Regions from separate parts of the Mus musculus genome. Here region 1 is linked to region 2. Evidence: chromatin loops called from intact Hi-C (ENCODE). Cell type or tissue: gastrocnemius. All regions are shown on one strand. Links, peaks and the distances in the headings refer to the core of each region. The heading gives the core; the rest is flanking DNA.

What was found. Hi-C counts contacts between places; a loop is a spot of excess contacts. Peaks named below come from ENCODE experiments on the same cell type or tissue, not always from the same donor. Only the 100,000 strongest peaks of a DNase experiment are listed, where the experiment ranks them.
Region 1: it touches region 2 in a loop (2.4-fold over the local background); 12 of 42 quality-filtered maps call a loop at or near these places.

What each region holds. Positions count from the first base shown.
Region 1 is chr10:127,336,551-127,340,928 of GRCm38, reverse strand. It overlaps Gli1 (GLI-Kruppel family member GLI1), which reads left to right. Exons shown (of 13, transcript NM_010296.2): 3 at 2,383-2,508; 4 at 2,765-2,857; 5 at 3,335-3,539; 6 at 3,772-3,916; 7 at 4,201-4,290. The coding sequence starts at 2,409. Among named protein-coding and RNA genes, the nearest start is that of Gli1, 2.8 kb to the left of the region's middle. In gastrocnemius, for the core only: a CTCF peak has its summit at 1,910 (motif pointing left); DNase peaks (open chromatin) are centred at 873, 1,512, 1,930 and 2,517; H3K4me3 peaks cover 1,357 bases; H3K27ac peaks cover 1,245 bases.
Region 2 is chr10:127,175,787-127,180,164 of GRCm38, reverse strand. Slc26a10 (solute carrier family 26, member 10) reads left to right here. Exons shown (of 18, transcript NM_177615.4): 2 at 430-540; 3 at 1,279-1,436; 4 at 1,658-1,822; 5 at 2,075-2,227; 6 at 2,996-3,078; 7 at 3,211-3,358; 8 at 3,480-3,593. Among named protein-coding and RNA genes, the nearest start is that of Slc26a10, 2.6 kb to the left of the region's middle. In gastrocnemius, for the core only: a CTCF peak has its summit at 2,316 (motif pointing left); a DNase peak (open chromatin) is centred at 2,287; H3K4me3 peaks cover 1,653 bases; H3K27ac peaks cover 974 bases.

The DNA of each region.
Region 1 (4,378 bases), core at 602-3,101, 160 kb before region 2:
TCCCAAAGACTGTGGGCAGGGCCCCCGAGGAAGAGGAAGAGCTGGGGAGACCTTGTTTTGACCCTCTGACCTCAGGACCACCGGGGCAGCTGAAGCCAGGCGCCGGGAGACCCCTACTGGGGCAGAGCGGGACCACTGGCTACTGCCAGCTTGTGTATCCCTGTTGGCCCCCCGCCCAAGCGGGATCTGGGGACCGAGGCCCCTCCTCTGGCTCAGACCACCCTGCCTGCCCTTGCTCCCCGCTCTGAATCCTCTTTCAGGCCCCATGACCCTGAAACAATCAACCCAGGACAGTTAGCTTTGGGAACAGCATCAAGGAAAGGAAACTCCGTAGAGGCCGAGGGTTTGGGGCATCCGGAGAACCAGGGACTTTATGGTATAGGTCTTTCCTTCCAGTACGGGGAGAAAAGATGGGCAGTTTTCTTCTGGGAAGAAAGTTCGTGAACGCGGGTGATTTACCCTAGGGGGGCGGGGTTCAGAAGGACCCCCCTCCATTATCTCTCTGGGCATCCCCGCCGGACAGACGTCTCCGACTCACTCTTGACGTCACTAGGGGGTTCCCGGGGGTCTATAGGGGTTAACCCTTAGGAAGCCGGCGGAGATACCCAGGAATCCAAGGTGTCCTCTCCGCGCACACCTTATTTACACAGGCACTTCTTTCTCTTAGTTTCTGGTTTCTTTTTTCCCACTCCACTATAGGGACCCCACTTTCCAATAGTGCCTCCCCCCCCCCCCCGGGCGCTACTGCCTGCTTTCAGGATGCGCTGAGAGAGGGAAGAATGTTCCACCCTTCACCCCCCCCCTCGCTTTTCTGGGCTCCCCAGGCGGGCGGGGAAGCTGAGCCGTCTGCAGCCAGAGCCTGCGGCGGCGACTTGGGTGGGCCGAGAAGGCACGGGGGCGGGGAAGGCGGGACCGGGAAAAGGGGGTGGGGCCGACTCCAGGGAGTTGGGGAGAAGGGGTACGTACGTAGAGGACTCTAGAAAATAGACTGCGAAGATGATTCGGGTCTTTGGTAGGCTAATTCTCATGCTCCCATCCAGCCCAGAAAACCTTTACTGAAACTGGAAAAGTTAGTAGTATGAAGAGGGAGGCGTGAGTGTAGGCGGTGGCTCTCGGTGAAGGGGGCTGTCGCCCCGTTTTTATCCTGTCTCTTGGAGCTCTCGGGCAATGGAACAGGAAGAGTGACAACTTTGAGGGAACTTCTAGTGTCTGGGGGTCCTTTACAAGTCCTTCCCTTCCCTTGAATGAGTCACAGAGGAGAGAGGCGGGAGATGTGCCCCCTCATCCAGCTGCCAGCCAGCTGTGCCCCCCACCCCCACGTTAGTGCCAATGTCGAGCTGGGAGGTCTTGGATGCGGGATTCGGGTCTCGGCTGGAAAAGGAGGAGTTAGCAAAGGTAGCCCGGGCTACAGCACTTTGGCTGGGTCGTAGGGTCCGGGTTCCGTTCCCCATTTTACCCCGCCCTCACCCTAAATCCCAGCATCCCGGGATCACCCACCGCGCCGGCCGGCCCGCTCCCAGTGGTTCTCCACCCCACCCCGCCCCACCCCACCCTCCGTTCCCGGAAGGCTGAAAAACCTGGAGTGGAGTAAAAACTTGTTGAGGGAAAGCGGACCTCGCATCAGCTCCTCTCTCTCTAGCCTTGAGGACTTCGTTTTCTCATTCCCATTAAGACTTTCCTGACAGCCCCTTCCCGATTTCCCCCAAAACCAAACGGGATAGGTAAACCCAGAGTTAAACCGCCTCAGAATGACTTTAGCTCTCATCCTTTTTACTCAAAAGTCGGGGAGACGCTCTGCTCTGAAGTCTTATTCCCTCCCACACATAGTTCTCTGTCTGAGGACAGATCATTTGTGTTCTCTTCTGGCCCTACCAGTCTATCTGGACTGAAACGAGGTCTCCCTCTAGTGGACACTGGAGAGATTGCTCATGAGCTCTGCTCTTGGGCATGAGCCGGCAGCCCTGGGCATGAAGTCAGACCTTCCGTGTGTTCCACCATCACACACCTCAAAGCTGGCCCATGGCCAGAACAAGAAATGGTAGAGGGAAAAGAAAAAAGAAAAGCAAGTAGAGAGAGCTCATGGCATTAAAAATCACCTAGGACTTGTGTTGGATCAGTTAGTCCCTAACATTCCCTTGTACATACAGAGACTGTGGATCCCCAAGACTGAACGGCTGCTTCTGCCCACTCTTTGGGATGTTTCTTCTTAAGGAAGCTGAAAAACGTTATTGATTTCCATGACCAGTTTCTGAGATGAGGGTTAGAGGCACAAGGGACATGCTGGCGGGCGGGGGGGGGGGGGGATCTGTGCCTGAAACTGTCATTTATCTTCTCTGTTTCGTTCCATCTTTATAACTGGCAGATCTACATTCCTTTCCACAGGTCCCCTCATCCTTCCCTGAGACGCCATGTTCAATCCAATGACTCCACCACAAGTCAATAGCTATAGTGAGCCATGCTGTCTCCGACCCCTCCACAGCCAAGGAGTCCCCAGCATGGGAACAGAAGGTGAATACATTTACCAGTCCCTGGGCCTTGAGGACTTGGCAGTCGTCTCACCTAGCGCCAGGATCCTCTCAACTCCATCCCTAGCGCATTCTAGTTTCCTATCTACAGGAGGATTTACACACACACACACACACACACACACACACACACACCACCATGTATGTTTAGAGTTTGGGATCATATCTTATGTTGGGTCTTAAGGTAAGCCCTGTATTCCCCATTCAAAGACCTGGCTCCAGCTGTCTCTCTTTTCTAGGACTTTCTGGTCTGCCCTTTTGCCACCAAGCCAACTTTATGTCAGGGTCCCAGGGTTATGGAGCAGCCAGAGAGACCAGCAGCTGCACTGAAGGTGAGCACTGGGGCAATCCCCCCTGCCCCTGCCCGTCTGGGACTTGCTCTGCAGGAGAAGGTGGGGAAGCTAGGGCCAAACTCAAGGTAAGAAACATCCAGAGACAAAGGCAACCAGGGGACAATCAATCAAGAGGCTCTAGGCAGAGCAAGGCAAAAGCAGCAAGGTTTTTGAGCGAGGCCCCACCCACCAAGTGCAGGGATACAATGTACCTTTACAGTATCTTTCCCCCCCATTGTAATTTTATTTTTGTAACAATGTATATGTCTGTGTGAGGCTGTGCAGGTCCTGGCGCCCTCCCTGAGGCCCAGGGTGTGGGACCATCCCTGGAGATGGAGTTACAGGAAGTAGTGAACTGCTTGATGTGGGTACTAGAAATCATACTCAGATTCTTTGAAGGAACGGCAAGTGCTCTTAACCACAGAACCATCTCTCCAGCCCCCTTTACTACATCTTAACTCCTGTCTCCTGCCCTAGGATCTCTCTTTCCTCCTCCTCCTCCTCCTCGGAGTTCAGTCAAATTAACAAAGAAGCGGGCTCTCTCCATCTCGCCCCTTTCTGATGCCAGCCTCGACCTGCAAACCGTAATCCGGACCTCACCCAGCTCCCTGGTGGCTTTCATCAACTCTCGCTGTACATCTCCGGGCGGTTCCTACGGCCATCTCTCCATTGGTACCATGAGGTGCTGGCAGCCTCAGATTAAGAGGCCCCCAAGATATGTACTGACACCCACTAGAAGACTCAGACCCTTCAAACCTCCAGCCCAGCTCTAGTCCTTCCCCTCCCCCAACGCATTGGAACCCTCTTCAGGACCTCCCCAGGGCTTCTTCAACCACACCTCCCAGAAACCTGCAGGACAGAGCAAGGACTCCTGGTGGCTGATTCTCTTCACTAACAGCCTCTTCTCCACCTAGCCCTTCTTTAGGATTCCCACCTCAGATGAGTCATCAAAAAGGAACTTCACCTCCCTATGGAGTCCAGCCCTGTGTACCACATGACTCTACTCGGGGTTCAATGATGCTTCACCCCCAGTCCCGGGGACCACGTGCAACCTGCCAGGTGGGGCCCTCCACGTTGTCTTCTCCAGCTCAGGACAATTGTGGGGGAAGGGGGAGGGGACAGGTGAAGGAAGACAGCAGATATAAAAGCGTTTGGTACAAGGAACATGGACTCAGACTCTCCCAGAGGAGAGCACCGTTCTGTTCATCCCGTTTACCAGGGCAGACTGTGGAGAGCCCTCATACTCAGGATTTGGGTGGGGGGTCTGTAAGGCAGGAAGACCTGGCTTGTTTTCTCTTCTGACTATTCCACCCTCAATACCCTCACCTCTTCCCTTGGGGAAGCTGAAGTCAGAGCTGGATATGATGGTTGGCAAGTGCCCGGAGGACCCTTTGGAAGGGGACATGTCTAGCCCCAACTCCACAGGCACACAGGTAAGGGAGGGGCAGGGCTTTCCCCAGGGACCTGAGTGAAACAAACCTTGCCGCACAAATGACCCTAAGGGCTGTGTCTCTCACCCTA
Region 2 (4,378 bases), core at 804-3,303:
GGAAGCTGAGAGTCCAGCAGTGATGTGGAGGACTTGTGTCCCTGCATGGGGGAGGATCAGAGAGGAGGAGCTTGAGGTTCGGTTTGAGAGGACTAAGGGACTCCATCATAATTCCCCACCCCCATCCCTCCACATCTGTGCAATTCTGCGAGATATACTGGACTCTGTTCTGCCTCAGAGAATTGTAGAGAGGCACAAAACCTGCCACCCAGGACGTGGGCAAGGATCTGTGACCTTGTCAGCCTCACGACCTCCCACTGAGGCCCATTAATTAACCTTTCCGTTCCCTCCGGGGCCATGATTGATAGTATCTGGTGTCAACCCAAGAGTGTTGGGAAGGGCAGTATCTGGAGGTTGTGCACCCCACCATCCCCACCCTCATCCCATCCCCACCCCACCCCACCCCGATTCCTTCTACTTTTCTACCAGGCATGGCTTTTGCCCTCCTGACCTCGGTGCCCCCGGTGTTCGGACTCTACACGTCTTTCTTTCCTGTTCTCATCTACAGTTTACTGGGCACTGGGAGACACCTGTCCACTGGTGAGTGGCCACACTGCTCATGACTTTGCTTCTCTTTGGGATGAAAATAGACAGGGACTTGAGGCATACCCTCATCCCTTGAGATAGGGTCTCATTTTATAGTCTTAGCTGGTCTGAAGCTCCCCACAGACCAGGTGGTCTTAAACTCAGAGATCCTGCCTCTGCCACTTGCGTGCTGGGATTAAAAGCAGGGGTCAAACACACCTTAGCAAGGCTGCTACTTGGAAGCTTTGGGGCTGTATTCCCCTCTGCCCCCTTCCCTCTCCTACTTGCCACCTCTCTTGGGATCCACAACCCATTTCCACCCCCTTTGCACAGAACTCTGTCGCCTCCCTAGGCTTGTTGGAGTGGGTATAGAGGCGACAGTTTACAAGGATCTCCTTGTCCCCTGTGACATTTGGTTAAAAGAAACAACTTGAAGGGACCATGACCTTGAAGGGAAAGAGGTGCACAGTGGCTCACGGTCCAGTGAGAGCGTGAGGAAGGGGCACTTTTTTTTTTTTTTTTTTTTTTTTTTTTTTTTTTTTGCCAGTGGGTACACTCTTTTCTCCTTGCCCACTGGTTCCATGGGTGCGCTCTTCCGCATCGGTTCCTGGCTGCTGCACCAGCTCGTGATCCTAAGGTCTTCTAAGAGAGCGGATGGGACGCATGTGAGACTCCAGAACTGTGCGAGTCACGGCTGCTGCTCTGCCCCAGGCTGCACGAATGCTAATCTCTGCATTTGGCCCATGACTGCAGGAACTTTCGCAGTACTCAGTCTAATGACCGGTTCTGTAGTCGAGAGGGTGGTGCCCGAACCCCTCGCGGGGAACCTCAGTGGAATCGAAAGGGAGCAACTGGAAGCTCGGAGAGTTGGGGCGGCAGCCGCTGTGGCCTTCGGGAGTGGGGCGCTAATGGTAAGCGAGGACTCGACCCGGGTGAGGACCTTAGATGAATCCACCGAAAAGGACCAACACAATTGTGCCAGAGGATAGAGGGGAGGATAAAAACACCATTGAACTTGGCTTCCAGTCCGGAGTGGCAGATATATCGTGGGGAAGCTGGTGCACTGTGCGGGCTGGTCTGTTGGAGGTTTCGCACCACGCCCCGACCCCACCTGTCGCCGCCTTCTCTACAGCTGGGGATGTTCGTGCTGCAGCTTGGTGTCCTGTCCACCTTTCTATCGGAGCCTGTGATCAAGGCGCTGACCAGCGGGGCCGCGCTGCACGTGCTGGTGTCCCAGCTGCCAAGCCTCTTGGGATTGTCTCTCCCACGCCAGATCGGCTGCTTTTCTCTCTTCAAGGTGGGGGTGGGGAAAGAGGTTTCTAGATGTCACGGGAAAGGGTGGCTCGATAGGGACGGTGGGTGAAGGGGTTAAGATAGGCAACAAGGAATGAATGCAAGGAACTATGGCGCTGCGTGAGAGCGCTGGGGACGTAGAAGCCTTGATGGCCTCTGGAAAGAGAGTTTTGCCCCGGCCTAGTGGGTTGGTATTGAGTCTCTCGGGGTCAGTTAACGCTGGTACCCGGCCTTTGCACACTGTCCCTGCCCGCAGACGCTGGCCGCGGTGCTCAGCGCCCTGTCCCAGAGCAGTCCTGCAGAAGTGACCATCTCGGCGCTCAGCCTGGTGTTGCTAGTGCCAGTCAAGGAACTAAACGTGCGATTCCGGGACAGGCTACTTACTCCAATCCCAGGAGAAGTTGTCATGGTGAGGGCGGCTCTAGATCCCTGGACCCCGCTGTATCCGGATCCTCCCCATCCAGTGAGATCTAGAGGCTGTCGCCCCCTTGTGGAAATCTCAGGAGTCACAAGCGAGAGATCACGGTGACGCGTACTTTTCCAAGCATCTTTCCAGAGCAGTTGAGCCATCCGAACTCCCCCGCTACACATACACACACCTGAACTGTTCCACTACCGGAGTCGAGCGTCAGGCCTCTCTTTGCTCCTCTCCTTCCTTCCCACTGCACTTTTTCTCTCCTCGGGGACCCTCACTGTAATTCCTTTCACTGCCCGCCCAGATAACTCCTCCAGTGTAAATGAATGCCACAGCTTTCCACAGGCAACTCACATGTGCTCTCCGCTTAGAATGGCTCACTTGGCTCAAGTGTGTCTTTTGTGTCCATCAATCCCAAAGGACCTCCTCTTAGATCCTTTGTCCCTCTCTCCGGGCAAACACGGACTCTTCCTTCAGTGTAGGTGAGTTAGTCTGTGGCCTCATCAGCTGCTACACTCTAGAGAGGCCCCCACACTCGCAAAGGGATTCTCTTTCATGTTAAACCTCTTTCTTCTAAACCGGGCAGTGGTGGCACACGCACTTGTGAGGCAGGCGGATTTCTGAGTTCGAGGCCAGTCTACAAAGTGAGTTCCAGGACAGCCTGTCTCAAAAACAAAACAAAACAAACAAACAAACAAAAACCCAACACAAACACACACACAAAAACAAACAAAACGAAACAAAAGGTGTGATCGTTTTCAGGTGCTTCTGGCTACGGTGCTCTGCTTCACCTCTTCCCTGGACACAAGATACAATGTCCAGGTAGTGGGACCATTGCCTGGAGGGTAAGAGAAAGACTTCGCCCACCTCTCCCAAGATACCCCTCCCCTGCCCCGCCCCTTCCTGTTTCCTGTCTCCTCTGTTCCCTGTAGCACCGGCGGCGGACCCACCCTTATCCTGGCTTTCTCCTTCCCTAGATTTCCCCAACCCCTCCTCCCCACCCTGGATGAGCTGCCCAGGATACTGGCCGACTCCCTGCCTATCTCGTTGGTGACTTTTGCTGTGTCCACCTCTCTGGCCTCCATCTATGCAGACAAGTACAGCTACACTATTGAGCCCAATCAGGTGTGACTTAATTGTGAATGTCATCCCTTTTCAGAGTTAAGCCCCTTAGCCTCACTCCTCCCCACCCCACCCCACCCCGTGCCTACGTCTTCCCCATCTTCATCCTGCTGTGTCCTTCTAGGAACTCCTGGCCCACGGTGTCTCCAACCTCATTTCTTCTCTCTTCTCTTGCTTTCCCAACTCGGCCACACTGGCTACAACCAGCTTATTAGTGGATGCTGGTGGGAATACACAGGTAAGGGTATCCTTGAGAGGATGAGGAGAAAGGATGGGACATTCAACAGGGGTGGCAGGAGAGAGTGGGGAACAGGTGGATAACCCAGGATTTAGCATCTACATATTCCAGGATGGTAATGGGATTATGAAGAGGAGGGTTAGACAATAACGGAACTCCATGAGGACCTCTGTTGGCCGTAAGCAAAAGCTACAATGCCTCAGACCTGATTAAAAATAAAAACAGTAACATCAAGGTGTTGTATTACATACCCAGAGTTCTGGAACTAGGAAGGCTGACAGAGCAGAGGATTGTCTGGGGCTCAAGGCAGGCTGGGGCACATAGTGACTGTGGAAAGGGGACTGCCACCATTCTGTGGAGATGGCTCAGTGGTTAAAGCAGAAGCATTAGCACAGGGGTTCAAGCCTCCAGGTCCATGGGTATGGTGACCTGTCTAGAAGGCAGGGATGGGGGCAGGAACCCAAGAGCTTTGGGTTCAGCTGAGAGATCCTGCCTCGATGAATAAGGTGATGGGGGAGGAGGCCCAGTGTGGAATTCTACAAGAACTGGGACACAGGTATGTTGTCCCTGCACACACTTGTGCTTCTACGCACATTCAAACACACACACACATACCTATAAATGTAGGAGATAAAATAATTCTGATGGTTCTCATAAGGATCTCAAAAACAAAACAAAACAAATCAAAACAAAATAAAACCAAAACCTTCGGGTTGGAGAGATGGCTCAGCAGTTAAGAGCACTGGCCACTTTTCCAGAGGTCCTGAGTTCAATTCCCAGCAACC